2 separate regions of the Mus musculus genome follow, and region 1 is linked to region 2. The links are chromatin loops, found by intact Hi-C in ENCODE. Cell type or tissue: heart. All regions are shown on one strand. Links, peaks and the distances in the headings refer to the core of each region. The heading gives the core; the rest is flanking DNA. Region 1 holds the start of Gm30416 (a long non-coding RNA gene). Region 2 has its middle 60 kb from the start of Dgkg.

Region 1 (16,110 bases), core at 3,832-11,831, 77 kb after region 2:
GAAATTTCTGGTTTCTTTGGAAAGTCATTTATGTCAAATGATGTTTTGCTGGGGCACGCAGGTGAAAGGACTCATAATGTTCAGAAGGAATATAAAAATGACCCCACAGACAGTGGGAGCTCTAGATTGGTTTTCTTTGCTCTACCTCGCTATTCTTCACATGACACGCATGTATTGGCTTGCCCTACATTGCAGTGCTGAGCTCCACTTGTGGTAATGCCATTGAGAGAAACTCACCAAAGAACCTCTTGTGAAGTTCCTATATGCTGGTTTGGGTGTGTAGTGTCTGGCGAGAGGACTGGACTGCAGCTGCTGGTTCATGTGTGGTGTCTGCTGGCAGGACTGGACTACGGCTGCTGATTTGTGTTTGGTGTTTGCTAGTGGACTGGACTGCTGATACCCTGACAACAAAGATTAGACTCACCCCTAAAGAACTACTTCTAAACAGGTCTCCTTCCCCCATGTCCTAATAGCTTTTTCTCCACTACCTCTGATGGGTGTGGGCTAGAGACAAGGTCGAATGTTTATTCAAGAAGGTTGGAAAAAATGTATGCCTCCAGAAATTCATACCTGGCACTGTCAAAAACCCTTGGCTAGAGAGGTCATAGGCCCCAATAATCTACTATTATTGGTTTGGTAAAGGGAAATTGTCAAACTGCCTCCTAAATATTTATGCATGTGCCCTCTCATCCTGGTTAGAGAAGTTCCTGCTTGCAATGGGCAGTGGTTAATGCTCAGACTGAAAACTGGTCAAAGTGCTGAGAACAGGTGACTGTTGAGTGTCAGCCCTGAACAGGACATGTGTGTGTCTTACCCACCCAAGGCTCAAAGAGCACTGAGGACAAAGGCAGGAGGGAAGAAACGAAGGATGGGGAAGAACGATATGAAATAGTCTTCTGGGGAAGGCGGGGTTGTCATGTCCGTGAACTAATAATAGCGGAACTTACCTGGGCTCCTCAACATTCTATCAGAGATGGCAACGGGGCTCAAGGTGTCACACGTTTCTGATGGAGTATAAGCTGTTAGTAATTACTTGGGAGGTAGAGTCAAATTCCTTATTGGTACTACCACTGGTACTCAAATTAAATACCACCCACCTCCACCCTCCAGAACAAAACAAAACCGAAACATACCAAAGGGAGCAAAAACAGTAAATAAGAACAACAAATATGTGAAAGGAGGAACATTTATTAGAAAGGAATTCAGTATGGGGATGGGTAAAGTGGATAATCGGGATATCATCAAAATACATTTTGTATGTGTGTGTGTGTGCGCGCGCGCGCGTGCACGGGGACGGGGACTGCTGGGGGAGCGGGGCGTGGGCAGAGAGAGAGACAGGGACACAGGCAGACAGAGAGCTAGAATTCTCATCCAGGCAGCTGGAGCTCAGAATCCTGCGCACTGCTTTGGCCTCTTGTCTGTGGATTTCTGGGAAAATGTCTAACTTGTCTAGGCTGAAGACATGATTCTCATAACAGGACCTGCCGAGCAGTGCAGTGGGGAACAGAGCCTGAGAAAAAAGTAGTAATCACGTGATGGATGAAGGTCCTGAGCTGGAGAAAGAATACACATTTTCTTGCCCGGCCTCAACCAACTGCCCCCACCCCCGAACCCCCCCCCCCCCCCACCGCTACAAGCACCAGGCTTTGATCCAAGGGCTTCACACATGCTAGGAAAGCACTAGACCCCTGACCTTCCCCAAGCCCCCAGATCTACATTGAATGAAGTTTCTACCCCCCTGCTCTTGTTCCCCACCAGTGTGCTCAGCACTCAGATCATGCCAGGGTAGGGCTGCTCCGATAGTGAGGAGGCCTACATTTGTTACAGCATGGCCCCCAGCCAGTCATGCTGTTGCCCTGTTCCCCCAGCCAAGGCCTGGGGTGCTCAGTCTTGAGCCTTCCGGGGGGCCTGGAGGGTGGACACTTGCAGGACAGTCTGCCTGTTGCTGGCAGTTGTGGGCGGTGGGTGGGTGGAGGCTCTTGTTGGAAGGCTCCCCAGAACAGATGGGGCTTTCTGTGTTGCTGGATGGAGGCAGCTTGATGTATAGTAACTGACAAACTACTCATCATGAGGGGCGGTCCGGAAGGAGGCCTGCAGTTGAGTGGGCGAAGGGGCTCACACAGAGGGAAGTTGGCAAGCAGGAACGCACCGTGTGGGTGGAGGCGCAGGTGGAGCTGCGGGGCAGTGTGCTCCAGAATGAGGTGAGGAGGCTCCGCTCAGCACGGGCTGAGCCCCCCCCCCCCTTTATCAAGAGAAGAACACTGAGTAACATTTGCTCAGAGTCTCCAGAAACAGCTTCCCGGGAACCCAGAATCAGCTCAGTGCTGTGAGGGGCAGGGAGGTCTTTCTTTTCTTCTTCTTTTTAAAAATGAAATTAAAGGAGGGATGGGGGGCGGGGGAGGGAGAGGATCTCAAACAACAGGAAGCAACAGGTAACTATGAAAATGAAGAAGCATGGTGGGAGGAGAGAAGGAGGAGAGGGAGGCAGGCACACCGAGAAAAACATTTCCCACGAAGTGGAGAGGGGACGTTGAAGCAGGTATCTACTTCTCCTGGGAGGGTCTGAGTCTTTTAAATGTTTTAAAGTGCCACAAGGTGGCCCCCCTCTGCCCTAATTTTGTCTTAACTTAAGGAAAATGGAGCTGATGAGGCTATAATTTCATATGAAGCTGAAATATGTTTAGCACAGGCCTTGATGCATCTGACCAGTTTGGACTAGTCGGCCCAAGAGGGCAGCCCTGCTGGAAACAGACAAGCCTATAAGGCCTTTGTCTTGGAGGGTGAAGTTTGCAGTCTTCTTTGTTTATCTGGCCATCAGGGATCAATGACCGCTGGAAGCATTTCTAATTTGGTGGAGAATATACAGATTTGCTGAATTATATGCTAGTTGTTATATGTTCATTATCTAGTAAGGGATAGAAGAGAGAGATGTTGGAGTCCTGGCTACAAACAGATGGAGAGAGCAGATGTCCTTCTGAGATGACCCCAGATGTGCACTGTCCCATCCTGTCCATTTCCAGGCAATGACTGGGGAACCAGAGGCAAGAGGACTTGATTTGTTTGTCACTGGGCACTGCTGTCACCTCTTGGGGTACAGGTCTAAGACTACAAGGCTCACTCCTGCATGCTGTGGAGGGCCACTCTGGAAAAAGACACTCTTGCCTGAGAGTGTCTTGAGGCAACAGAACGAACAGGTTAGAGTCAGGGAGCCTTGGTGGAGCCTGTCCCTGGGGATAGGCAGCCATCCCTTTTAACCAGAACCCCTGCAGGGCTAATCTGCTTTGCTCCCCACTGTAAGGTTGGCAAGTCTGGAGGGTTTGTTTTACATCAGTAAACAAGGCCCCATAAATAGCACAGCCCATTTCCTTTGATCCCTGGAGCAACAGGGTTTTCCTCTGACAGCTTTTGACATTCTGTCCACCACGTGAGAAGTCATTCCTGCCTGCCTGTTGTGCTAAAGTTTGTACTTTTGCTGACACCCTTGGGAATGGTAGACAGGCAGCCTTTGAAAAAGAAAGACCTTTCACATTTAATCTGAACCAATTCCTGTTACGAAAACATCCTTTTATTTCTAATGTCCAAGCTCCGGTCAAAAGTGGGGGGGTGGGGGTGGGCACTCAGAGCTAGGGATGTAATTGCTGGTCCAGTACTTGCTTACCGAATGTAGGCCCTGAATTTCATGCCCAGCACTGCAATACCCAGCGGAATCTAGAATTGAGGCCAATTTACAAAGCAGGAACTTACTGGGCAGGAAGATAATGGGAGAAGCTGGTGCTCAGGTAAGCAGAAAGGATCCCCACCCCACGGTGTCTGTCTTTATAGGGTGGCAGTTCTCGACCTGTAGGTTGTGAGTCCCTTGAGGGCCAAATAACCCTTTCACGGGGCCTCTTAGGACCATCAGAAAACACAAATTTACATCACAACTCATAACAGTACAAAAAGTACAGTTATGAAGTAGCAAGGAGAATAATGTTATGGTTGGGGTCACCACACCATGAGGAGCTGTGTTAAAGGGTCACAGTGTTAGAAAGGTGGAGAGCCACTGGTCCAGAGGCTTTCTAGCCCTTTCCACTCCGCATTCTTACATATGCCCATTTGTGACACAGCTTCCATACGTGATCTCATCTAGTCCTCAGAATCTTGATATCCATGAATCTCCTTAAGTTGCCCGTTTTCAGAGGTGAAAACTCAGGCTCATAGATGGAACACAGAATCACCATGGCTTAGGAGGGAAACACTTGTCTGGGAGCAAAGAAACCTGGATCCTGTTCCTGGTTCTGTCCTCAGTGCCCAGGCTTTGTCCTCTCACGTTCCCTTATCTGCAAGAGTTGCTAACCAGATGGATCCATACGCCCAGCAGTTCAAACACCGGACGACCCCAGCAAGCCTGCTGTGCTCCTCCTGAGGAGGCCAGGAGGCTACTTGCAAGGTGAGGGTAACCCAGCAGGGCCTGCTGGGACATCTGTCCATGTGCTGCAGTTCACACCTCTGTTTCTGCAGTTACACAGTTACAGTTTCTTAATCAGACTGGCAAGGCTTCTTAGGTTCCATTAGTATTCCCATTGGACAGGATATGCCAAACTGCTAATAGCACCCTGGGGGGGGGCTCCCCCACCTCACACTGTCATCTGCCTTTTGGGAGATTTTATTTTAAACTTGAGTTTACATTTATTAAAATTGCACTATTTGTTTAAACTAGGGAACTCCAGGCCAATGCCCATGCCAAGGTGAAAGGGGACTGTGTTCCGTTCACTACTGTGAATGGCCCCACTAGTGGGAATAGCTGAGGGACTGGGAGCTGCCTGGTTGCCTTTGGGAAGCTTCCATTTGCTAGTGGGAGAGAATTAAAGCAGCAGCTGCAGGCAGATGTTGGTGGAAGTTCAAAATCCTGGAGACGGAAGCAGCAGAGCCTTATGAGACAAGGTGGACTGACTGTGTGCATCTGGGCTTTGTCGCTGAGATGCTGTGCCTAACCCTGTTTCTCTGTCTCTCTGTCCCGTCCCCCCTCCGCCCCCTGCCCATCCTCTCTCTCTGTCTCTCGCTCTCACTCTCTCATTCTCTCTCAGCCTTTGCTTCTTTACCCTTAAGAGGAGCAACATGGGTTTCATCTGCCTGGAAGCACATCCCAACCCCAGCATTTGAGTGTAGGGAAATATGTGGGAGATCATCCCAAGGAGGCCTGGTAAAAGAGTGAGGAAGTAGGAGAGGAGAAATCTGTCCCTCAGCAGGCCACCACATCGTCCTGCTGTGGAGCTCAGTCCTGTTGCTGGGAAGAAAGGGTATATGTCTACTAACTTCTATCATTATTGCTTTGGGATGTTCCTGGGGGGCATGAATGGCTTGGCATTGTTGGCCATCCTCAGGTACAGGCTGAGAATGGCAGGGGACCTAAATGGATTTAAGGATTTAGAGAAAATAAGTTGCTCTCCTATTACTACTTCAAGGCCCAGAAAGAGTAACTTGTGTAAGTTACACAGCTGGCAAAGTAGTAAAATAAGGCTTTGTATCCAAGTTTTCTGGCATGGATAACCATAATGCTAGAATGGTTTTCTGAATAAAAATAACAAGGAGAAGAAGAAGAAAATGAAGAAGATGAAGAAGAGGAGGAACAGAAGGAGGAGGAGGGAGAAGAGGAGGGGGAAGGAGGAGGGGGAAGGAGGAGGGGGAAGAGGAGGGGGAAGAGGAAGAGGGGGAGAAAGAAGCAACAGCAGCAGCAGCAGCAGCAGCAGCAGCAGCAGCAGCAGCAGCAGCAGCCGCTCCACTCATTTGTGTCTGATCCTGAAGCTTGTCTTCGTTGTTTCCTTGAATCTGTCTTAGGGAGCCCACATCACTATGTCTGCCTAGGGATAATTTCTAAGTCTCAAGCATTACAGCCAGGAGCTCCAACTCAGATGCAGGAGGACTAATGAAGTCTGGAAGTTCTGGTCACTACTTCCCTCCCTGGGGCCAACATATGGTCATATTCCCCTACTCACTCAAAATTTGTGCCTGGGACTCAGCTTTCCTTGGACCCCACAGCTCCCGTTTACAGATGTCTTCCTTGCAGATGAAGTGCAAGGATACAGAGAAACTGGGAGGACGGGTAGTACCTTCTTGTCTTCCCAAGATGACCAGGGTCTCTACTCCAAGGCTTGATAAGGAGTTTAGGTCCACAGAAAGCTTAGACCATCGAGACTGGCAGCTTATGATGATAATACATAACAGGTTCACGATGAATGTCCACATCACAAGTGTCTTCCCGGTAAGAGAGATGGCAGAGCTCTTGACTTCCAACAAGCTCATATTCTGAGGGAAAAAAGAGAGATGTGGATGGATAGCTGTGACTCTGGACACAGCAGACGTGATGGTGACGTGACATGGGATGTGGGAGAAAGGCGTGTAACTAGAACTCCTGAGGGGACATTTGAGTGGTTGCACATGAGAAGAATCACAGGCAGTAAGGTGAAGGAGGGGATTCACCACAGGAAACAGCGGGACTCTGGTGTGGGTTCTTAAGAGCAGTGATAGCTTTCTCACCTCAGGCATGTGTGACCTAGGGACTTAAGACGTCAGATTCTCAATGGCCATCAAAATCAGCCCGAGACCACGCATGCTGGCTAGTTTTATGTTAACTTGACACTAGAAACTAGAGCCATTTCTACAGTGAGAACTTTGAGAAAATGTCCCTATCAGATTGGCCTGTGGGTGAACCTGTGATGCATGCTTTTAAACTGAGGATTGATATGGGACGCTCAGCTCACTGTGGGAGGTGCTACATCTAGGCAGGTGCTCCTAGGTGCTAGCTTACTCAGCTCCTAGGCTGAGTCAGCTGTGTGGAACAAGCCAATAAGCAATGTTTCCCCACGGTCTCTGCTTCAGTTCCTGCCCTGGCATCCCTCCATGATAGAGTATGAACTGAGAGTTGTAAGAAGTAAACGGTTCCCCACCCAAGTTGCTTTCAGTCAAGATGTCTTATCACAGCAGCAGAAGCCAAACTCCACCTGTGTCTCACACAGATGATGATTAAAGATTCGGACACATGGGAGTAAGAAAAGTAATGTCGGCTTCCTGAAGGAAAACAAAGTAATAGCACAAGACTGGTGTCCGAAGGTGGGCTCCTGAGAGGGTTGCCACGAGGGGTTCTTGTAGAGATTTTAAAAAAAAACTTTAAAAATTATATTTATTTGTGTGTGCGTGGAGGTCATGAGACAGCCTGCAGGCGCTGGTTATCATTTTCCACCATGCGGATTCTGGGGATCAAACTCATGTAACCAGGCTTGGTGGCAACTGCCACCACCAACTGCCAAGCCACCTTACTAGCCCTGTGGAGATGTTTTTTTTCTTACAAGACTTTTGGTTGGGGTTGGGCAAAGACTGAAGGGATTTCTATGAGACTAGTCAGTTTCCTGAACATATTGTTGGTAGAGTCAACCAAGCTGTCCTTGAGCCTGCGTGATCTTCTGGCCCAAGCAGAGAGATGGTTCCATGCTATGCACCAGCTAAAGGTTGAGGTGTCCCTCTGTCCACCTCTAATTCCTTCTTGGATACAGCTGACTTTGGCCCCCTGCTGGCCACTAGCTAGCCAGTGACTGCCTCTGCAGGCAGGCATTTCTGGTCTCTGCCCTTGGATAATGCCCTGCTCTGTGCTAACTCTGCCATTGTTCCTCGCATTCACACGCATTGTTCTGTGCATTTGCACAGCTAGGTTGTAGTTTTCACAAAGGGCCTTTTCCCTTACTGCCTGCAAAGCTAGCTCCTAACACAACTCCCTTGAAACGTTACCAACAATTCCCTGAGTGCAAGCTATTGGAGGAGGGGGTGAGGGTGCTCGGTGAGGTGAGTCCTTGGGCCAGGTGCTGTGAAGATGTCCCACTCCAAGCTGTGCTTTCGGAAGCCGTCTTCTCTAGCTGAGTTATTCTGTGACCATGCTGTGAACTGTGGCACTGGTACAGTGTCATATACGGTGATGGCTAACAAACCTCCATTTTGTGCTAGGCATTTGTTTCGGAACTTAATAGTCATTTGTCTCTGACTCAAGGTCCTGGAAGATAAGGCCCGGCAACCCTGAATCCTTGACCCTCACTCGGAAATGTATGGCCATGATCATCTGCTCTTAGGATGCGACCTACCACTGATTGTGGCTTCTGTGACTTGCATATGCAGACATTCAAGGACTATTTTAAAGCCACGTTGAATATCTAATCTGGCAGAGCAGAACAGCCCTTGTGGTTTGTTACTTTAAAATCCCCTCTTTCACTCAACTCTGGGTGCATGTCTCTGATTTGGGTTAGACTGTGGCCCTGTAAGCAGCTTTAATAATGTGGTTAGTTATAACCTGGATCAAGCCTGGGATCTTTTCCTGGTGGTCTTAAACTCCACAACAGCATGAAGGACATGTGTGATGGCTCTGAGAGTCGCAATTGTTTTCTGCTCACACGTGAACCCAACAGATGAGAAGGGTTTACCAAGGAGATGACGCACCGTATGTGTTAGGAAGAGTGCTTGAGGCAGACAGATTAGAGATGGCTGAGGTGCCACATCCAAGTCTGCCACAGATGCCGAAGTCAGGAAAGTGAGGGACAGAGGATGGCTTTGTGACATCCTTCAGGATGGAATGGACAGAGCTTTGTAACCAGGGGAGTATAGGAGAAGAAAGAGCTGGGGACAACGTGAAGTTAGTGTGTTAATGGTAGGAGGAAAGAGATGTGGGGAAAGAGGGAAAGAGAGGTAATATGGAGGAGGAAGAGGACAGTGCAGACCTGTTAACTATTCCCCTGGCAGTGTTCAGATCATCTGGAGCAGATGGGGAGAAGGAGAGGAAGAAAGAAGAGGGATGATAGAAGAAAGGGAAGGGGAGGAGGGGAGGAGAGGAAGAGAAGAGAGAGAAGAGGAGGAGGAGGTACAGAGGAGGGGGAGAGGAGAGAGAAGGGAAAGAAGAGGGGAGGGAAGGGGAGAGGAGAAGGGAGGGAAGGGAATGGGGGGAAAGAAGAAAAGAAAAAAGAGGGAAGAGAAGAGGGAAAGAGAAGGGAGAGAGGAGAGAAGGGAAAGAAGAGAGGGGAGGGAAGGGGAGAAAAGAGGAGACGGGAGGAGAGGAGAGGAGAGGGGAAAAAAGAGAAAGGAGTGAGGGAAAGGGAGGAAAGAGAGAAGAAGAAAGAAGAGAAGGGAGGGGTAGGAAAAAGGGAGGAGAGGGGATGAAAGGAGAGGAGAGAAGAGTCTCTGGAGTCATAGAGCTTAGTCCAGGGAGAGTGGAATATGAAGAGAACCAAGAACGAAATGTCCTCAAACTCTGATGCCTTAGGGAGAGGAATGGGGAGGAAGCCGAGCAAACCAACACTGCCCTTCCATCTTTTCTGTTAAGCAGGAGCTGGTGCTATCTGAGGAGACTGGCCATGTGATGGGGTTTTGAGAAGGAAACAGTTGCTAGTGGGGAGGGCATGAAGGAGTTGACTGGGGACACAGAGAGGGACTGCCAAGCACACATTGTTTTCTCCTGCCCTGACAGCTGTCATCAGTCAGGGGACCAGATGGAAAGATGAGGTAAGACTCTCCCAGTGCAGAAACTACACCCATTCGTGAAGCAGGTACCTCTAGCTACAGAATTGTTCTTCGGAGCCAGTAGAGGACCACTGATGCTGCTGGGATGATTTGCTCATGGAAGCATGCAAAGAAGCTTGGATGCCTTCCCCGGTGACAGCCAGGGCGAGCCTCTTTATACTTATGGACCCGAGTAAAGAGTAAGAATGGAAGCCCATGTATCATGCCTGAACATATTTGCACATTATAAATTAAGCTACAATCACTGCCAGCCTGGATTCCCAATTGGTGTCCTACCAGTCACTTCCTGAATCACCACACAACCAGGAGCTGAGCGCGCACTCTCTCTCTCCTGACCAGCCTGTGCCCTAGGAGTGTTCAGATTTGGTGGGACAAGATGGGAAGGGAGGCCAGATCTCGGCTAGGGCCCCCAGCTGCTGCCCTCTGAGCCCAGGACAGGATACAGCTAGCAAGTGCTTTATGAAACAAGGCAGGCAGGTATGGGTGTGTCAGCTCACCAACTCGGAACCTCCAGACAGGTCTCAGCACATCACTCTAAAAGAAGGAAGGGAAAACAGTTATTTTGTGGAATTAGACTGGCTAGACACATGGTTCCGGAGACTTTAAAGACACTATAAACAAAAGCAGAGTATCTGGAAACAGTCCCATTTCCTTTACTCTTGAATTATTAAAAATAAAAAAGGGTACGTCTATAAAATAGTTGCTAAGTAATAAAAAAGAACTACTGACGTGTGCTGTACACACAGATGTATCCCCAAACATTATCTGTGTGGAACCACACACTGCCCGATCCCACTCAGGACCTCGGGAGAAGGTGAGCCAAGGGAAGGACAGTGGCTTCAGCCAAGAGGCTGAGTCACGGTAGGCTCCAAGCAGAGACACCCAAGAGACCCAAAGGAATTTGTTTGGGGAGGGTCGACAATGTTCAATCCTGGTTTTGGTGGTGCCTGCATCATGCTAAAGCTTTTAACAAGTGGGCTGTATAATGCTGGGAGGATGTCCCAGTGAACTTACCCTGCCAAGCCACAGGCCAGAACTTCCTCAATTCTGAGGCTACCCTGTGGCTCTCTCCCTGACCCCACCCTTCTGCATTCAGTACCCCTGGGCTGTTCCTGCACAAGCTGCCTGCATGGGAGAGTGCAACAGCCCACCCCAAATGCAGTTTCTGGCATCTTTTGAGTTGGCTCTTCGGCCATTCCATAGATCTTGGTAGACCCAAGAACAGTTCTGAAAGTGATCTTTTTTAAAACAAAGAAATCAGTACCTTTTCCTCTGTGTTAGCAGCCAACCAGGGTGCTTTAGATGCCTCCCTCCCTGCCTATGAGAAACTCTGAACAGGGAGGAAGAGGATGCAGTGGGTCTGATGCTGGATCAGACGATTACAGATCGCAGCTTGTACCTGCTGCCTGGGGGAACTCTTGTGGCTGAGACAAAGCTTACCAGGCACATCTTCCCCAACTTCCCCACCCCATCCTTACAAGCCAACTATTTCTGTGCTTTAGGCATGGCTTGAAAGGTCAGCCCTGTTCCCATACCTGTCCACAGGGTGGGAGTGGGAGTGGGGCATGGCGCCTGGGGTGGGAGTGGGGCATGGCGCCTGGGGTGGGAGTGGGAGTGGGAGTGGGGCATGGCGCCTGGGGTGAGTGGGAGTGGGGCATGGCGCCTGGGGTAGGGAGGGGGCGCTCTCCTGTCGCGGCTCAGGATGGTGCAGGACTCCTTGTAAGCAAAAGGCTCTTTTTTCCAGGACCTAAGGACAGTGTGAGAAGGTCACAGACTGACTTCCGATTTAACAAGTCTGAGGGGACGGCAAGCTCTGGCATCCTGGACTTGTTTTCTCGCTTTTACAGCTCCTAAATAAACAGACTTTTAGGAATGTTTGAAATTCAGTTCAAATTTCAAGTGTTGCCTTTAAAGAGACACACAGGTGGTCATTTCAGAGTGAATTTTTTCTCTTGCTTTTCTTGTTTTCCAACTTTGAGATTTCTTTTCATAGATTAGATTTTTTTTTTCTTTTTTGAAAAGAGGATACACCCACAGGCCAGGCTATCAAGCCCCCTCCTTTGGGCAGATCTGCCATGTTCCTTTATTATGGAAGAATAATTAGAAGAGTTTTCTCTGGTACCAGAGAAGGGGAGAGCAGCGGGCAGGAGAAGACACACAATACAAAGGACAATGAGCTAATCCAGTTGTCTGTCCACTGGACCGATCCCCTCTTAGGTCCCTCTGAGGCCAATGCGCTAATCCCCGTTACGTTCACTCACACCTCAAGGGTCATCGACACTGAGAGCACCATTATGCTTACAGGAAATGTGAGGCTAAATTCTCACGCGCAGAGACATGGTTGGCATGACACTGGTTACATTAAAGGGCTCTTCTTGACTCGAGGGCCCAGGAAGGCTGAAGTTGTCCCTACAGACACATAGTCTTTCTGTGAGTCAGTCTATTCATGCAGCAAGTGGCAAACATAGCTACCTTCCTCTTCACACAATCACTGGGAGAGTCAAAGTCCAGCCAGTCAAGGGGGTCCCTAAGACAGTGTGAGTGAAGTTGTTGCCAGGAGACACTGAGTAGGCAGGACCATGTGACTCTCTCCCAACTGCCAGGTTGCTTAGCCTTTAGAGGAGTCTTTGGGAGTGACTCCGATTCATAACCCCCTCACAAGCAGGTCTCCTCCTGACTTTTTTTTTTCCCACACTTGCTCACAGAAACATAGTTTGAAGATCTATCTTTCTGTACTTAGCCCTGGGTTCTGCAGGACCAGCCTAACAGGGCTTACTGTGAGCCTGGGCAAACGAGCCAGTGTGTGTTCGGAAACCATGTGGTCAGCATTACTGCCAGGGCCCACCATTGTTCTGGCCCAATGGTTCAGTGCGCAGGCTGATGTGGCTGTTAAAGTGAACAAAGGGGACAAATCCCTGCCTGCTGGGTACTTCACTCCCAAGAGGCAAATTGTTTCAGGATTTCCCCAGAAAGCTATTCATTCCACAGTCACCCAACTGTGTTATAGCTGCTGGCTCACAAAGGGAGCCACAGGTACTGGAAAAATAGAACTAAAGTAGAAAGATCTGAGATGGGGTCAAGCCAGTACTTCCGGTCCTGGCAGAAAAAAAAAAAAGGAAGATTAACTTTCCATTTCTGTGCAAGTAGCCACCCCATCATGTGGCCAAAAGCCTCTGAACTTCCCGATACTCCCCTGACTCCTCCTGACCACCCCTTGACTCCTCCCCTCCCACAAACAGTCCAGAAATGATGTGAAGTCACCGGTAGACCCCTGAGTCATCATCTTGGAAGCCCCGTGGATTCTGAGTCCTTTCACCACGGAAAGGCCCCTCCCAAGAATGTCCTTCAGCAAAGGGTTTAGGGTAGCTGCCTTTATTCCATTATAGGTATAGCTAAGGCGTTTCTCCATATTGTCTCAGCGAATACCAACACAGCTGCTTGAGTTGTGTTTACTATGGGGATAACGTGTAGGTTTGAAAAGCTCTGACTTGTGTGGATTCTAGACACAGCCATGTTGGCTTTGGAAGCTGCCCAGAACTAGAACCAGGGAAGAGACTAATGGGACAGGCACGAGAAGGCCAGACTCCTGCAGCAGCTAAATGTGGCTTTTCTCGAGGTTATGGGATAGGTTAGATGACTCTGACATATTTCCCCCAATTATGAAGCGCCTGCTAAAATAACAGACATGAACTGTGGAGGTGGCTTGGTAGGTACAGTGCTTGCTGGGCAAGCATGAGGGATAGAGTTCCGGACTCCAGATGACACAGAAAAGCCCAGTGGTTTGGGCAGTCCTACCAGTAGTCCTGGCACTCCAGAGACAGGGAGGCTCTGGATCAAGCTAACTAGCTAGATACACGGTAAGCAAAAGAACCTGTATAGATATAGACATAGACATAGACATAGACATAGACATAGACATAGACATAGACATAGACATAGACATAGACATAGACATAGACATAGACATAGACAGACGATATATAGATACATTGTAAGCAAAAGATCCTGTGTGTGTGTGTGTGTGTGTGTGTGTGTGAATGTGTGGGTGTATGTATGTGTCTTTGAATGGGAATCAAGGATGATACTTAACCACAATCTAGAACCTCCATAAGCATGCACATACAGCCGGGCGTGGTGGCGCACACCTTTGATTCCAGCACTTGGGAGGCAGAGGCAGGCGGATTTCTGAGTTTGAGGCCAGCCTGGTCTACAGAGTGAGTTCCAGGACAGCCAGGGCTACACATAGAAACCCTGACTGGGAAAAAAAAACATGCACATACATGTATATATGCATCCCTATGTATGAGCACACATCTGTACATGCACCCATATCATGTACATGTCATATGCACATTTCTGAAAAAATTATGGGATAAAATAGAAAGGTATAAAAGTGGCTAACTACATAAAAGACTATGCAATTAATCCAGACAAGCAGTAGCTACTTATTAGTAGAGACTAGCATGAACGCAGTAGCCACTGCCATCCAGTGGATCCGTACTATGTCAGAGTCTGTATTTGAAAATTCTAAGCCCCAGATACTTTGTAATCCTCAACTACAAATCATTGTGGCTTTGAGGCTACTTGTGGATGTGGGCAAAGAGGAGCAGTGATCAGTGACCCAGTGCATGTGGTCCCAGGTGGAGTGAAGATGCCTTTTTGTCTCGGTTCTCACACATTGTTCCAGGACCACCTAATGCCATGGTCTTTGTATTCTTGCTTCCTGCTGATTTTCTTACCATATAGAAATGCCCCCAGGGATGCTAGCAACTTGTGATCTAATGTACCACTCACTCAAAGGCCGAGACAGACCTTCACAGAGAAAGCAACTGCTCATCTGGTGTGAGTTCTGGTGCCACTGGCTATGAGTTCCATGTTACTAAATCCACAACATACGTAGTGTCTTGAAACACAAGCACCCAGGAAACTAGGCTTTGTGCTGCCCATCGACAGGCCACGGGTGCTGGAGGCTCACAGGGATCTGATCATACGGCTCCTCTCAGCAATTCAGCATTTGCTGTTCAGTGTTTGTGGTATTGTTACAACTGCTAAAGACAAGGCTACCAAAAACATCTCTTACATGTTTTATATGTTGTCTGATTCGAGTGCCCACAGAGCAGGTGCTAGCCAGAGAGTTATCCATCTTAGATTATGCGACTCTGAACTAATTGGGATCCACTCGCAGAGAGTGGATTAACTGCCTCTCTAGCTTTTGTGCCAGACTGCCAGTCCTTGGGAAAATGTAGATGAACTCACAGCAAAACTGGTACATCATTAAGAGGCATCATTATGTCTTGTGGGTGGGGACCTAGACGGATAAGACATAAGACTGCAGATTGAAAGCTGCAGCAGCAGATGCTGGCTTTGTGTAAGAGGGAGATTGTAGTATTCAATTCTCTCTGACAGCCAACATTTGAAACTAGGGGTCCACAGGTCCGTCCGTGGGAGACATACACGCTTACAATTCTTTCTTAAAACAGCACATGTAAATTTCCTTTGTGGGGCCCGTACCCCCATTTCTGAAGCCTACAGTGTCCCATGTGCTTTTAGCCTCACGTAGTTCGTTATGATTTGCCTTACTCTTGTAACAGGACGGTCGAATATAGCAAATGCAAATAAGGGTGATGTCACAGTATCAGACACTGATCATTTCTAGCATGCCCCATACGGCACTTAGGTCACATTTATATTTATATCCCAGTATTTGGTCTTTATTAATACTGTTTCTGTATTTAATCTGGCGGTTCTCCCCTTGACATTACATGTTGAGGAAGTAGACTCCATATTTGGGAAGTACTCAGTCTTATCTCAGAAGAATGCTTGAGATAGAAGAAAGCTAACAAGGTTTTAGGATAGCTCTGCCTTTGCTTTCCTGAGATGCTGTTTCAGAGAAAACAATTAAAGGTAGGTGGAGTAAATTCAGGATAATCACTTCGCTGTCGGAGTGAGGTTGATGGCAGCCCTTGACTCTGACAGCAGCGAGAAAGAGCCCTACCCAGAAGGACTGAGGTTTATGAATAGAGGATAGAATTGGCTTTTTGGCCTTTAGTATCAAATGCCTGTAAAATCCCTTTTAAGCAGAGTTAAGAAGTGCACCTGTGGCTTGAAGAGCAATGACCGCCTCTCTGAATCAGGGCATTAACTGACAAATCTGTTGTTTTATGTTTGCCTCCCTCAGACTGTGTGTAGCCGTCCCGACAGCGCTCTCCTGGATTGCTGTCAGCGTTTTCTGATGGCTCGGAACACATTGTGATGAATGCCCAAGGAACAAAGCAATGGTTGCTATGGATGAGGAGGCCGTCAATAAGTGTGCTACCACAGCCTCAGTTTCCCCAGTGGAATGTGACTGGTAAGATCTCTGAGGTCATTGCCAGAGACAGCTCTTCTAAAAACCATGTCAGTAACATTGGGTATTGGCCAATGTTTTCAGTGTCCTTTCTGGCCCAATGTGTTCAGTGGTGAGCAGTTGGTGTGGGGCTCTTATATGGGAGATGAGGTGAGTTAGCTTCTTGGCAGAGCGGCAAGGTCCAGAACTGACAGTCCAGTCAACTACGGGGCTGGGGCCCTCAGCAGCTG
Region 2 (16,110 bases), core at 5,277-13,276:
CCCTGTGGGGAGGTCATCTAAGACCACTGGAAAACATGGGTATTTCCATCGTGAGTTGTAACAGAAGCAAAATGCTATGAAGAAGCCACAAAAATAGCTTTACGGTTGGGTGGTCACCACAACATGAGACACTGTATTAAAGGGTCGCAGCATCGGAAAGCTTAGAAACCTGGGATTTCAGATCATTTCTATAGTGTGTATTACTTGTTATATAAGTAAGAACATTTATGCTCTTAAAAGTTAAAAGCGGGAGCTAGAGAAAGTACCCAAGGAGCTAAAGGGATCTGCAACCCTATAGGTGGAACAACATTATGAACTAACCAGTACCCCGGAGCTCTTGACTCTAGCTGCATATGTATCAAAAGATGGCCTAGTCGGCCATCACTGGAAAGAGAGGCCCATTGGACACGCAAACTGTATATGCCCCAGTACAGGGGAACGCCAGGGCCAAAAAAATGGGAATGGGCGGGTAGAGAAGTGGCGGGGAGGGTAAGGGGGACTTTTGGGATAGCATTGGAAATGTAATTGAGGAAAATATGTAATAAAAAATATTTTAAAAAAGTTAAAAGTGTTAACAGCTTTTAACACACATGTTAACAACGTAACATATATGTGTGTACGTATGTGTGTTCATGTTTACATTTATATAAATTAACTGGGCATGGTGGGGACAGCCCTTTAATTTCAGCACTCAGGAGGCAGAGACAGGTGAATTGTTGTTGTTGTTGTTGTTGTTGTTGGAGGCCAGCCTGGTCTACATAGCAAGGTTTCAGGACCACTAGTGCTACACACAGTGAGACGCTGTCTCAAAACAAAACAATCAAACCACCAATTTTTTTCAGTCAAAGAACTGTAACTTTGGTATAAACATTATCAACACAACTAATGTCTCTTATACTTTTTATGTATACCTTTCACACTCCTGTGGTGGTAAACACTCATAGTCCCATGAACATAAATTTGTACTCTATTCATAACTCTTCCTACATGGCTCTAGGACATATGCACATGCACTGTGCCTTTTTGTTCAGAACCAATGCTGGATGTTTTGTTTGTCTTTTTAAGCTAAAATAGGCGCACATTGCAAAATTAAAAAAAAAAGTATATTCTTAGTGAAGATTGGGATTCTGAGCCATATCTAAGCTGTAAATGGTTCCTTAGTAATAATTACTTAGCTAGTATTTGCCCAACCATTAAGCCTGGCACACAGTGAACATTCTTACCAAAGGCTAAGATAGATGCTCAGTTAAGCATGGCATCTCCCAATCTCTTCCTTTATTGCATCTAAAAGAGACCAGCATCTCGGAATCCAAAAACAGAAGGAAGAAAACCCAACAGCTGTAGTTCCCAAGTCAAGCTTATTCGTTATAACGTAGGAGAGTAAACTTCACCTTGCAATGCGTACTGTTGTAGTGTTACCATCAAGATACAGAATATTTCCATTGTTTATTTACTCATTGCATTCGCTCTGTTCTGAGACAGAATCTCCCTCTGTGGCCCAGGCTGGCCTTGAACTCATGGCTCTCCTCCTGCCTTAGCCCTCCAGGTGCTAGGATTATAGGCATGAGCAAGCCATGTCTGGCTTCTTCACACTGGGTAAAGGCAGTTGAAGAATATTGTGTCCAGTTTTAGGCCACTCTGGCTTCTTTGGTTTTGTTGATCAGCGCTAAAGGTTAAACCCAAGCCTCGCAAATGCTAAGAATGCGCTCTACCACTGGGCCCTGTTATAAAGGAATTATACAGAAATTCATAGTCTTTATTGCAGGTTATATAAATACATTTTTATTACTGTGTACCTGGGTATAGGATTGCTGGATTGTGAGGTCGATGCCTGATTAGCTTTACTTAGAATCTGAAATGGTTTTCAGATTAGATTCTATCAGTGTGCGTTTCCACCAGGAATGTGTGACATTGAGGCAGTCAGCATCCCGGACAGCTTGCTGGTTGTAGCAGCACTAATAGACTTGCAGGCTAGCTTCTACTCCATTTCTCTCCTAATTAATGATGATAGTGTTTTCAGGCACTTCTTGTCCCCACAATCTTTGTTGACTGCCAATTTTTAAATTGTGAGCCTGTGGGGCTGGAGATAGCTTGGTGGCTCAGAGCACTGGTGGCTCTTGTGGAGGACCTGAGTTTGGTTCCCATCACCCACTTGGCACAACTGTTTGTCATTCCAGTTCCAGGGAATCTGACCCCCTTACTACTCCTAGGACATCAGGCATGCACATGTTGCACATGTGTACATGTGGTGCCCATGTGTACATTAGACAAAAACTCACTACTCATATGCATAAAATGAAAATAAATCATTAAAAATTGTAGATTTGCTTTATTCTTATCTGGAGAATTCTTTATATATTCTAAAGTGAGGGCTTTATCAGTCACATGTATTGTGAATATTTCCTTCATTATATGCCTGTCTTTTTTTTTTTTAAGTTTCTGTTTCATTTTTATTACTGTGAGCATCATAACATGCCTGTAGAGGTATGAGGACACCTTGAAGAAGTAGGTTTTCTTCTTCTACCTTGTGGGGCACAGGGATTGTACACAGGTCTTCATGCTTCCCAGGAGATGCCTTTACCTGCTGATCCATATCACCAGACCATAAATTGTATGGGATTTTTGTTTGCTTGCTTGCTTTTGAGACTGTCTCATCATATAGCCCTGGCTGGCCTGGAACTTGCCATATAGACCAGGTTGGCCTCGAACTCACAGAGACCCATCTGCCTCTGATTCCTGGCTATTGAGGTTAAAGGCATGCACCACCATGCCAGATCTCTAAATTTTTAAAAAAGATTTATATTTATTTTTTAATTAATTAGTTAATTATTTATTTTTGTTCTTTGTTTTTTGAGAGACAGTTGTTCTATGTATCCCTGGCTGTCCTGGATCTCAAATTCATAGAGATCTGCCTGTCTCTGCCTCCTGAGTCCTGGGATTAAAGGTGTAAACCACTGTGCCCAGCTAGATTTATATTTTAAAAAGAGTTATTTTTATGTGTATGAGTGTTTGAGGCCAGAAGAGGGTGTTAGATCTCCTGGAATTGGAGGTAAACATAGTTGTAAGCTGCCATTTGAGTGCCAGGAACAGAACCTGGATCCAGCACATGAGGGGCCAGTGTTCCTAACCACTGAGCCATCCCTCTAGCTCCTATGTTTGCTTTTTTTTAACTCTCCCAATAATATCTTTTGAAGAAGAAATGTCTTGCTTTCAAAAAGGCTTGATATATAATTTTCATGAATTCTATTTCTGTACGATATCTAAGGAATATTCCTCTAACTTGATGCTGCAAGGGTTTTCTCAGAGTTTTATTGTTTTAGGTTTTAATTTCGATCTATTATTTGATTTTAGTTAATTCTGGGCACGGATCAAGTTTATGTTCTTCAGACTAGGCTGTCTGATGGTTGCAAACAGCTTGGGTGACTTGTGCTGATTTACTTTGCAGTTAGACACACATAGTTGATATTTTCCTGTGTACTTACCTATGTATCCCTTGTAGATCCATCCTTCCTTTCTTCCTTCCTTCCTTCCTTCCTTCCTTCCTTCCTTCCTTCCTTCCTTCCTTCCTTCCTTCCTGTTTTTGTTTGTTTGTTTGTTTGTTTGTTTTTGGTAGGGTCTCAGTCTATAGACTGTGGCTAACCTGGTATTTGCTGTGTAGTCTAGGCTAGCCTCAAAGTCACAGCTGTCCTCCTGTCTCATCTTCCTAGAGACAGGCTTGACAGGTGAGTGCTACCACACTTGGTGCCCTGGTAATCTCCCCTTCCTCCAAGCAGGCCCTGGGACCCACTATAATTTGCTATGATTTGGGAACTGTCCAAGTATCCCTCGAAAGTCCACTGTGATTAAAGTCATGGTCCCAGATATCTGTATTGGGAGAAAGCAAAGCATTGGGGAGGCAGGGCCAAATGGGAACTCCTTGGGTCTTTGGGAGTATAAGATAGTTCATATATAACCCCTGAATGCCTGCAAGAAAGTAATTCCAGGAGGAGCATGTCTGGCCTTGCATGCCATCCTCCTGCTTCTATGAGAGGTGTGATCATTTCTGCTGGTATGCTCCACCATCCACTGTAAAGCTGTATTTACCATCTGGGTGGGAGAACTAGATCCCAATAGTATACTGCAGGCATAGTGCTGTGTATGCTGTGTAAAGTTTACCCTTGGGTTATTCAAATGCTGATTTCTCTCATATCTTGTTTCAATCTGGACACAGTATTGTGATGCTTATACTAAGAATCACCTGTCTCAAGTGTAAACAATTGTGTAAACAGTTCTTACCTTTTATTCTCTGCCTTGTCAATAAGTGCTGATAACCCAGTGGCTGGGCTGAACAGAGAATAGAGTGGGACTTCCGCTAGCAAGGGGAAAGGATAGGGAAAGTCAAAGGATGTGGGAGGATGGGGGCATTGGAGGCATGAAGAATGTGTCTGAAGAACTAGACTAGTAATAATACACAAGTGTCATGGCTGGTTCTGGGAAGTAGCCAGGTTAGCACAGATGTTTAAAGTATAGCATTTGAATGATCAGCTATTGAGGTGCAGTTTTAAATAAATCTTGGTTTCTCTGTGAAGTTATTGGGGCTTAGCATAAGGTAAATAAATATAGCTGCCAGATTAATTCACCACTTACATTTATATTAAATATGCATATATATATAGTGATGCAAAGAAATCTGCTATCATATGCTCAAGCATAAAGCCAGAATGACTTCATCAGTGATGTTGCAAGCCTAACAATATCAAGAAGCAACACACAGGCTGAGAGTGAAGAGAGCTGAACATCTAGTCTGCTTGTTTGGACCATATGCTTATGATGGACATGGCAGAAACGCCGAGTCAGCAGTTTTGCATTTTCCTTATAATGGTAGGTACCTAAAACTGTAAACCATGGAGAACATTCATCTGGTAGCTTCAATAAAGTCCCATCCACATCCTGAATCTCTTGTCCACATCTGTAATGTGAGAAACCTGGATAAGGTACTCTGTGTGTTCCTTCAGGATAAAGATAATACAAAAATCTGGAAGCTGACTGCCACAATCCAGAAGCAGAGATAATTTTAGCTCTATGTGCAGGTTGATCCATGCTAGACTGAAGGTAGCAATTGTTGAGCCCACAGACACATTCAATGTATTCTCAATAAAGAGCTGAAAGGTTATGTCTTATAAGGTAAAACTGAGATAAAGGGTGCACTGTCCTAAAGAGCAAGTGGGTCAGGTTACATTGGGTGTAACCTGTAACAAGATCTGTGAAAGCTTCACACAGCTTCCCCTACATCACTGACCACTCTGTTTCTCCCATTGCATCCAGAACATGTAGAGATAGGAAGGAAGAGGTATATTTTTTATGAAGGACAGTTGCTTCTGGATGACTAACTCGACAGAGTAGAGATTTAATTAAAAGATTGGCCATCCTTAACATTTGTATGTGTCATACAGAAGGATAAGGCAGATAGGAAATACCCCGGGTTTGTGAATGTCAGTCTGATAGAAACAGTCTTGTAATCTCATAAAACGTGGTGTTTGGGGGTTGCTGAATTGTGTTAGTAAAGAAATGGGCAGCCAAGGTCTCAGTTAAGGCACAGGGCAGTGACTTGGGAGGCAGAGCTCTAACAGTACTCAGTGACCTCAAGACTCTCCTAATGGGCTGCAGGCTGATCCTTAGTGGACTATGGAGGAGAAGTACCATCTTCCATGAAAGCATGGAGCCTTCCAAATTAGGAAATCATCAGCCAGATCCAAGTGGCTTAGTATCCAGTCGTGTTGGTGAATATTAAGGAACTCACACACAAACTGAAGGACTTTCACAAAGGGTACAAATGTGGTCATATGATACCATATTTTTTTTCCAAAGGCTTGATTTAGAAATAAGAGGATTTGCTATGAAATATGAGCAGCTCTGAAATGTTAGCATTCTGAAAAGAAAAACTCACAAATGTTATTATCCTCGAAGACTAAGAATGATAGCTTGAATAATTTCACTTAAGAATTGACTAATGAGCTATTAAGCCTAATCGTCCAGAGACTTCAGAGACCATGTGTTTACAGGATGGTTCCACAGAAGGGCTAGTTCCCATCTTAGTCAGAGATGCCAAGGGATAAAGAGATTCCCTTTCCCATTCGACTAGATCATAAAAAGCAGTGACTTTAATGTTGACTTCTCACGAAGCTCAGACTGCTGAAGCAGCTACAATCCATTAAGACTAAAATGTATGTAAGGAGGAAACAGCTTTCTGTAGATTTACCTTCCCTATGCCAACCTCACAACAAAATGGTCAGCTCCAAGAGTGAGGCCTCCTCTTGCGGAGCTAGCTCTGGCTGTCTCTCTAGAGTAAGGAAACAGTAGATGCATTATTCATTAGCTGGGCACCTGGCTCCCCTATCTCCTTGACCCACCTTAACAAGCATCCAAGGGAATTATTACAGTCCCACAGAGTCTGAAGCAATGCTACACTCGAGGCAGTTAGTAATAAAGGTAAAATTGGGGTCGGGAGGTTATGTGTGCTGGTCAGGGTATTTTTTGATTTTTGTTTTCTTCCAGTGCTGGGGATCGGATCCATAGTGCTACACACGAGGGGCAAGTGTTCTGCCTTGATAGTGAGGTTCCGTGGAAAGCAGAGGAGATGCAGACAATTTGATCAAATGTTCCTTAAATTTACAACAAAGGTAACCCAAGGCACGTATGCTATTGCACAGTAGCATGGTGTCTTAGCATAATGACAGGCATGGAACAAGAATGAAATGTTAAAACGGGTTCTTGTTAAAGCTTTTTTTAAAATTAGTGTGTCTGTGTGTGCGTGCGTGTGTGCGTGCGTGCATGCACACTTGCATGTGAGGGCTGGTGCCCTTGGAGGCCAGAGGTATTGGGTTCCCCTGGGACTGGAGTTACAGGCAGTTGTGAGCTTCCAGATGTGGGTGCTGGAAACCAAACTCAGATTCTCTGCAAGAGTGGTACTATTTTCTTAACCACTGAGTGACCACTCTAGCCCGCAAAGCAAGTTCTTTTATGACTGTCCTGTGGTCATGGGTTTAATAGTAGTGGCAGTGGCTACACAAAATAAGGCAGAGATGAATTTCATAGCTTGGTGGATCTTCTTGGTCAGACCTAAACACACACTTCCCTGTGAGCCGTCTCAAGAGAACTGGCTTTTCTGAAAAGGCATTTCTGGGAGCAGAAACACATTTTGCACACCTGTCTGTGGCTTTGCAGTGGGTGGGCTGCATGTAACAGGTCCAGGTCTGTTCTGCTCTAGCCTAAGTAACTCTAAGCCTCAGTGTGGCTGCTTGTGTACAGGGAAGAGAAGGAAAGCAAAAAGGGGCAGGATAGCACTTGAGCTCAACTAAAGGAGACCCAAAGGCAAGTGCAAGCTGCAGAGGGGTGGCTCTTTGAAGGGCAAACCATGCATGACACCTGACTTGCTCAGTCTCGCACATCCAGGAAGAGCATCGAGTAAACTGCCTTTGTTTTCACTCCTGAGATAACTGACAAGAATTCTGAATTTGATTCTTCAGCAGAGTGCCACTCATAGTCAGCACACACAGACAACAGTGCCCAGCTGTTGAGAACACTGAGATATGATTTACTGATTGGAACCACCTGAATGCCACCACCACCAGCCTCTGCCCCAGGTCTCCACTAGACCCTGAGGACATCTGCCAAGCCCTTCACTACAGGGTGAGTGCCTGACCTTGAGGGGACACTCCTGCCATGCAGGGTGCATTCTGGTTGGCTGTGTCTGCAGCGATGTACCAGCTGTGAGACATTTCCTTGTCTCCTGTCTGCTTTCAAGTAGTAGCCATTCAGTCACAGGTGGCCAGGCCAGAGGACTGCCAGGATAAGACAACACAGAGGGAACAGAGCTGGTAACAGAGGGGGATGGTGGGCAGGTTGCCTGGGATGGGTCACTGTAGATGGGCTCTGAAAGCCCAAGTATCTGGGTATCAAGTATGAGACCAATCACTCAGTTCCTAGTGATGTAGCATTACCCATTCCCACCTCTAGGGGTAGGTAGGTAGGGGACAGATGGCAGCCGTGGAGCAATAGAGTCCCGCAGAAGAGGCCCATGGGGAGATGCACTAGAGCAATGGTCCTCCACCTTCCAAACACTGTGATCCTTCAGTGCAATTCCTCAAGTGCTGGCTCCCAACCATAACTTTATTTTCATTGCTACTCCATAACTGTAATTTTGCTACTGTTTGTAGCAAAATTAATGTAATTTTGTAATGTAAATATGGTAGGAAGTTTGGCTATGCAATTTAGATTTTGTTCATTAGCATATCATTACTGTGCCTATACGTATTTGGTCTCAGAACCGAAGGATACAAAAGGAGGCTCCAGGTAAAACTTCTGCTGTGCAAATGGTTTATTATGGTCATGTCTTCCACGCTCCTTTCCAACCTGCCTCCTGGATCGGATGGATGAGTGCTTTTGGCTGAAGGGTATGTATAACTTGTCAGAAGGGAACTGTGAAGTCCACATCCTACTCGGACCCAGAGGACTAACTGTCTACCAGGTTCTGAGGCACCTACTTTATGTGTAAGGAGGAATCACTATAGTTTGGCTTTCTTGTGCTAGGTTGGAAAGGTTCCCCAGACAGTAGATACCACACATGTCAGGCATAGTTACTGGTTGCCTGTGCATCCAGGCTAGGACTCCTGCTAAACAAAGACACACAGACACAGATACACACACACACACACACACACACACACACACACACACACACACACACACACACATACACACTGAACTGGTAGCATACCTCTCCTGGGCATAAGGACACATGCTCCACTATGTTCATAGCAGCCCTATTTAAAATAGCCAGAAGCCACTGTGTTCATAGCAGCCTTATTTATAATAGCCAGAAGCTGGAAAGAACCCAGGTGTCCCTCAACAGAGGAATGGATACAGAAAATGTGGTACATTTACACAATGGGGTACTACTCAGCTATTAAAAACAATGAATTTATGAAATTCTTGGGCAAATGGATGGACCTGGAGGGCATCATCCTGAGTGAGGTAACCCAATCACAAAAGAAGTCACTTGATATGCACTCACTGATAAGTGGATATTAGCCCAGAAACCTAGAATACCCAAGATACAACTTCCAAAACACAAGAAAATCAAGAAGGAAGACCAACTCGTGGATACTTCATTCCTCCCTAGAATGGGGAATAAAATATCCGTGGAAGGAGTTGCAGAGACAATGTTTAGAGCTAAGACGAAAGGATGGACCATCCAGAGACTGCCCCACCCATCCCATAATCAGCCACCAAATGCAGACACTATTGCATATGCCAGCAAGATTTTGCTGAAAGGACCCTGATATAGCTGTCTCCTGTAAGGCTATGCCAGTGCTTGGCAAATACAGAAGTGGATGCTCACAGTCATCTATTGGATGGAACACAGGGCCCCCAATGTAGAAGCTAGAGAAAGTACCCAAGGAGCTAAAGGGGTCTGCAACCCTATAGGAGGAACAACAATATGAACTAATCAGTACCCCCAGAGCTCGTGTCTCTAACTGCATATGTAGCAGAAGATGGCCTAGTTGGCCATCATTGGGAAGAGAGGACCCTTGTCTTGCATACTTTATATGCCCCAGTACAGGGGAAAGCCAGGGCCAAGAAGTGGGAGTGTGTGGATAGGGGAGCGGGGACGGGGGTATAGGGGACTTTTGGGATAGCATTTGAAATGTAAGTGAAGAAAATATCCAATTTTTTAAAAAACAAAATAAATAAATAAATTAATTAATTAATTTTAAAAAGTATGCTTTCACTTCTCAGGATCACCACCAGGGGGCCAGGGCACCAAAGGAGTGACTTAAGGAGAAGGGGAGGGGCTCAGGTGCTCGAGGGGATGGGGGACGGTGAGGACTATTTTTCATATCAGAGGAATTGCTGACTCGTGATGGTAACAAGAAACAGGTCAGTTTTAAGAGGGTTTAATTACCGATTTTACATTCTCTATATGTCTTTATTTGCCATGCCAGAATAGGCTGTGCACTCTGCCCGTGCACTTGCCAAGCATGCTCCTGCACCAAAGGCGTCCCGAGCACCAGTCACCATTTTTCCTAGAAGCTGGTGTATGAGAAGTTCTCTCCAAAAATACCCAGCAATAGCCACGTTAGAGGCAAAGACAGAGATCGGGCAGGAAGGTGGCATCTTACGACCACGTACAAGGAAGCCATCTCTCCAAGGAGGGCAAGGGGCTGTGCTTCCTTCTTACGACAGTCTTGTCCCATTTGCCCAGTCTCTGGTGACTACAGCATCACAAGAAGCCCAGCTTCTGTCCTCTGGTTGCTAGGGAAATTTAAAAATAGCTTCTGCAGCTGGGTTGGGGGCAGGGAGGGAAGAGACAGTGGTAAGTGGCCCTTTGGAGGAAAACAATGGGCAGTGAGTCTTGCCTGGAGGGATCTGGGAGGGAGGTGTCTTGTGTTTCCTGCTCTTCTTGCTGGACTGAATGGCAGCCTTTTTATGTTGGGTAGGCAGTGGGCTCTTCCTGGGAATGGCCCAGTTTCCTCTGAAGAAGTCCCTGTCACTTGAGGATCAAGAAGCCAGGAAGATGGGCTGGTCTGCATTAAAAGGTGAAGTAGCGTATACAGAGAACTTTCTACGCCAACACAAATGCCAGGCTCCGTAGCTGGGCTTGTCAGCACAGCAGTTGCCACAACAGATGTGGGCAGGAGAAATGCCATAGGGTTCTGCTGGCCTCGTGCCCGTGACATCTTCTTCAGCTTCATAAGGAAGGTCATCTTGGATTCCTGGGAGAGTCTAGTGTCCCACACCAGCCACAGTCCTAGACAGAGGCCCCAGTTCACCCCCTGGCCTTTCCAAGAGGAGGAAAGGGCACAGCTGACTGTGACAGCTCCGTGCTGGTGTCCAAGGAGGTTGCTTGGATCTAAACTAAGCTTCATCTCACCAAGAGGAACCAAGAGCATCTCTGTGTTTCATAAAAGAATCAAGAGTCATGAATTAGGCTGTGTGAGGAACTTCCTGGCTTGGCAGTTTGTGGTCCCCTCAAAGAAATTACCAAAATGAATTATGATGTTCATATCATAGAACATTGTAAACTATAAAATTATGTGTCCATAAAAACATTCACAGTAAACCTAAAACAAGTTAACAAGGAGTATTATGGATTCCATCTCAATTTTAAAAGTATGCCGTATATGTACTAATACTTTTACTAAACATTGAATCACATTTATATAATTACATATTTATAAAATATAAACACCATTTCAAATTTTTCTAGACTATTTGATTATAGCAGGTTCTTTTCTCTAAAAATTTCTCAATTTCAAATTCCCTTTCCCGTTTTGTGACACTGGGTTTCATTGTACAGTCAAAGCTGACCTGGAATTTACAATCCTCCTGCCTCAGCTTTCAGAGTATTGGAATTAGAACACTTGTACCAACTGCACCTTTTTAGTACATTGCTCACATTATGAATAAGGGACATTTTATTCAAAGCATCTTAATGAAATATTTTCAAAACTCCAAGGTGTCAAGGTACAAGGCATTGAGATGAATGCAGAGTAGTAGCCTGACAGCAGAAGTGGCCTTCTCTTACCCTTGCCCGATACTCTCTAGAAACTTCTAGAGGCATGGGAAAATTTGGAAGGGTGTGCCATGAGTTAGTCCAAAGCAATGACTTAGGAACTAGGGGAGTCATGTTGTCATATGGCAAAACACAAATCCAGTGTTTTGAATGAACACAAGCAAGGATGTAGAGCCCAGGTTCAGCCTCACTGAGGGGAAACAGATGGAGGGTGGCCCCCTGATGCCTTCACTCTCCTGTGGCCTTTCAGCCATGCACAGAGACAGCATCCTGCTGTGGGCAGGGCAGGAGCACTTTCCTTCCCCCCTTCTGTGAATGAGGAAACTGAACTTAGGGAACCCCTGCTCATTCTGGCTGTTTTCACAAGGGCCGTTTGGATGTGGGCACTTTCAAGTGCTCAGATATGACAAAATGTCCTTTCCCCTCTCAAATCTTTGAGTCCACAAACAGAAACCTAAGACTTAGTCCTGGCAGGTTTGGTTGTTGAATGTCCTGAAAGGCTCATGAGCTAAAGGCTCAGATTCCTCGTGGCTTTACTGAGATGTGGTGGAAACTTGAAATACCCCAAGGTCTTTGGAAAGCCTGAGTCTGAAATGGATTATTATGGGACCCTGTTTTTTCTTCTCTTCTTTTCTTTGTTGGCACATGCCATGATCTGCCGCATAACTGAAAGCCCAAAATGATGGAGCCATACAATCTTGGAACCTCAAGAACCATGAGACAAAACTAAGCTTTTCTCTTTGTAAGTTAATTGTTTCAGGTATTTTGTTACAGCAACAGGAGGCTTAGAGCGCACAGGCACATGCTGAGGCCCTAGCACGGAATGGAGTCCCCAGAATATTTTATTCACTTAGTTTGGTTTGGTTTGGTTTGGTTTTGTTGTTGTTGTTGTTGTTGTTGTTGTTGTTGTTTTCTTTGTTTTGGGGTTCTGTAAGGCAAAACTTTAAGAATTTTTCTTAACAATGTTTAAGAATAAGAACATTTATAATGAGAACTTTTCCTAGAAAATCAAAACCTGGAGCTGGTCCTTCATGCAAATAACCTGCTATATCTGAGGGGTAACTACCCCTTCTGGTCTCAACAGTTGCCCCAGCTACACAGTACCTCTTGGGCTAGAGTCTGAATGTCAGCTGCTGTTATCTTTTACTTATATCAGGTCTTCATTTATTCATGTCCCCCACTTGGCCCTTGTAGACATCTGAGCTTTGGAATTCTGATTCCCTGGGGTCTGGGAGCATCTTAAGCCGGTCTTGTGCATCATACTCAATGATTCTGTCAGTGTGAATAGATGGAGGTCCGCAGGAAATGCTGCAGAATGGAATCATACTACTCACAGCTGCCTGGAAGCTGCACAGGGAGACCGTCAGCCAAGCTTTTGTTTGGTGTTCCTTGGTGAGTCTTTCCTCTTCCCTATAAAGACAAAAAGATTTTGTCCCTAAAAGTAAACTCCTGGTCGACTGAGACCCTGCTCCCATACACCCTCATTCCTGGGCTTGTATTTCCTTGGACTGTGTCTAAGGATGTTTATTTAGCCCAATTCTTCTCTTAGAAAAAGCACGTCGCAGACATTGCATCGACAGACATGAGATTCCAGAACCCTCTCATGAAAACCTTTGACTTCATTGAAAACACAAGAACACATTTTTATCTTTAATATTATAATGTTATTACATCATTTACCTCTTTCCTTTCCTCCCTTCAAATCTGCCTCTTTGTTCATTAATTGTTATTGCATGTGTATATCCATATGTTTATACATATGTATCCCTAAATACAACCTGTCCAATCTCAATAATATTACTGTATAAGTGTTTTTAGAGCCAACCATTTGGTGTTGGATAATCAACTGGCGTGCTCTTCCTTTGGGAAGACTGTGTCTCCCTCTCCGAGCATCCTGCCATTGCCTCAGGTTCTTTGTATCAGGTTCAGGCCTCCTGGGCTTTTCTCCACCCACTTTGACATGTATATTGCTATTGTCTTTGCTGAGGTCACATTTGGGCAGTCATGTTGCTGAGAGTTCATGGGGTTAGCTTCTCACATTACTATGAGGCAGACACAGAAAACTCCCAGGTCCTCTGGTTCTTATGATCTTTCTGCCTCCTATCACACAATGAAAAGCACATTTTTAAAATGTGGCAGCCATCTAGAGACAGAATTGACGCCCTGTTTGTTGATGCCCAGGCTTTAGATAAGCTACTGGTATGTACAGATCAGTTTCTAGAGCAGTGGTTCTTGACCTGTGCTCAGGTATTTACATTATGATTCATAACAGTAGCAAAATTACAGATATGAGCAAGCAACAAAATACTTTTATGAATGGGGATCACCACGACACAAGGAAGTATCTTAAATGGTCACAGCATTTGGAAGGCTGAGAACCACTGCTCTAGAGTAACATCACACTGGAGAGTAAGTTTATAGTTGGGGTTACCACAATAAGAGGAACTATATTCAAAGGTCACAGCATTCAGAAGGTTGAGTACCGCTGTTCTAGAGACCGGTCACAGTGGAGACTAGAGGTCAGAGCATGTGTCTATGTCCATGTCTGGTCTCAGCAGCAACTGGACATCAGCCTGCCTCTTTGCTTTAGGTCAAAATACAAACATGGCTGTAGAGTAGGCCAGGAGCTGCAAATATATGCATAGAACAGGCACAGCCAGTCAGCTTAAAGTAAATAAAGGAAAATAGTAAGCATATTTCTTTAATAAATAGGAGAGGCATATCTTTGCAGACTTAGGAAGAAGGTGCTAACTTGTCAGAATCTGTCTGACAGGCATAAAGGCAGAAAGATGGTATTTATGGACATCCTAGGCATCATTATTTAAATAGATGTCAAGGCAATCATTTTCTCCATGGGACGGTTGGATACTTAAGGTCTTGAGCTACTGATGCAAGAGCCGCTGCATCTGGGAAAGGTTGCAGGGTTCCATTACTATGACCACGTACCGAGATAATCACCCACAAAGGAGTAAAGGCTACTTTGGAAGAATGGACTCACATATAGCATGAAGAAGAGCAGGCCTGCAGCATACTACTGCAGAGGGGTATTGACTAAGTGCTGATATTTTAGTCTTGGGATCTGAGTTTGAGAGATTTTAGCTCAGGGTTGCTTGGCCTCATTACACTGGACAGCATTGTGCAGCTCAGTGCACTGGATGAGTTTGTCAAGTACACAAAGGTTGCCAAGGAGACCTTTTCTCTGTATGATGGTCAGGAAATAAAAAAGAGGATAGATAGGGGTTCAGAGATAATAGCTGCTTTAAGGGTACAACCCTAATGATGTAACTTCCTTTCACTAGAGGTCACTTCCAAGTGCACAGGACTCCTTCCTACTAGCACAGGTCAGAGGTCAAGCCTTCAAACACATGGGCCTTTGGAAGACATTGTCAGTCTAAACCAGAGCAGTGGGAATCTTCTAACCACAGCACCTCTCACACTTCCCAGGTAACAGTCTAGTTTTCACGATTGCTGGCTGTGGGGAGTCAAGACCATGTCATCAACTGTAAACACTGGCGTCTAAGCATTCAGCTTCTACCTAAGTTCTGAATCTGATCGGTTTCTGGCCATGTCCTGCGGCTGCCTGTAAGAGAACAAATCCTAAGCAATACTTCCTACATGGGGCCATTCTTACCCATCTGGAGCAGTGGAGTCAGGGCCAGTTGATTTATGTCCCAGCTGAAGTCACCTAGTCCTTAGAAGTGGTAGCCCACCTGTACTCACAGGACCAAATCACACCAAACAGCATTTGTTATGGCCCCAAAGCCGTGGTCTTGGTGGCTACTTCTCTGGATTCTGAGAGTAAAACTAAAGGAGGCTTTATTAGTCCTTCACTAGTGTACTACAGACCAGGAAAGATGCGGTTGTCTCATCCTTTAGTCCTGTGTACGTGAATCCAGCTCTCACGCCCACCTCACCCTCTTACCATGTCATTCAATGGTTAGTGCTCTATCCCTCAGGTCTCCTGGTAACCACAGAGCCTCCCTTTGGTATAGAGAATTGCTTTGAAGACTCCTGTTGGCAGAATGGCAAAAATTGACCACCTCTGATGTTCCATAACTTTTGGTCCACATGACGCTAAGACTGGGTACACCAGACCTAATGGAAAACCAGAGCAAAAGCTGAGAATAAAAGTTCAGTGTAGTTTGGGTTATGTCTTCACTAGAGGAGAGCTGACATTTATATTTCCCAAAATAGAACATTTGACTGAGTCAGGTGGCTACCATCCAAATGGAACGCCTCCACCGGGGAGGGACAAGTGCTGACTTTCCTCACAGTATTTAGCCTTTCTTGTATTTCATGTGAGGTCAGAATTGCACCCTATGGTTCCCCTGATGGTTCCACAGCAATTGGTGCAGAAACAAGTCCACTAGAGTCTCTTCTCTAAAGGGTACTTGTGGGCTGGGCATGTGGGGAGCCTCCCTAATCCATAATGACTTCTTCTACTGGTTCAGTATAATTAACCTTCAGAAACAACCACTGTAGTGTGCTAATGTTTCAAAATGTTGACTTCAATTTTGAGGCAGTGTGAAGTTTTTTGAATTGATTTTCAATATCTC

What was found. Hi-C counts contacts between places; a loop is a spot of excess contacts. Peaks named below come from ENCODE experiments on the same cell type or tissue, not always from the same donor. Only the 100,000 strongest peaks of a DNase experiment are listed, where the experiment ranks them.
Region 1: it touches region 2 in a loop (2.2-fold over the local background); 3 of 42 quality-filtered maps call a loop at or near these places.

What each region holds. Positions count from the first base shown.
Region 1 is chr16:22,788,162-22,804,271 of GRCm38, forward strand. It overlaps Gm30416 (a long non-coding RNA gene), which reads left to right and starts at 4,129. Exons shown (of 4, transcript XR_875953.3): 1 at 4,129-4,429; 2 at 9,482-9,713; 3 at 15,713-15,883. In heart, for the core only: a CTCF peak has its summit at 7,552 (motif pointing left); no DNase peak of the experiment used is centred there; H3K27me3 peaks cover 831 bases.
Region 2 is chr16:22,709,670-22,725,779 of GRCm38, forward strand. No RefSeq gene overlaps it. Among named protein-coding and RNA genes, the nearest start is that of Dgkg, 60 kb to the left of the region's middle. In heart, for the core only: CTCF peaks have their summits at 7,973 and 9,792 (motif pointing right); no DNase peak of the experiment used is centred there; H3K27ac peaks cover 312 bases.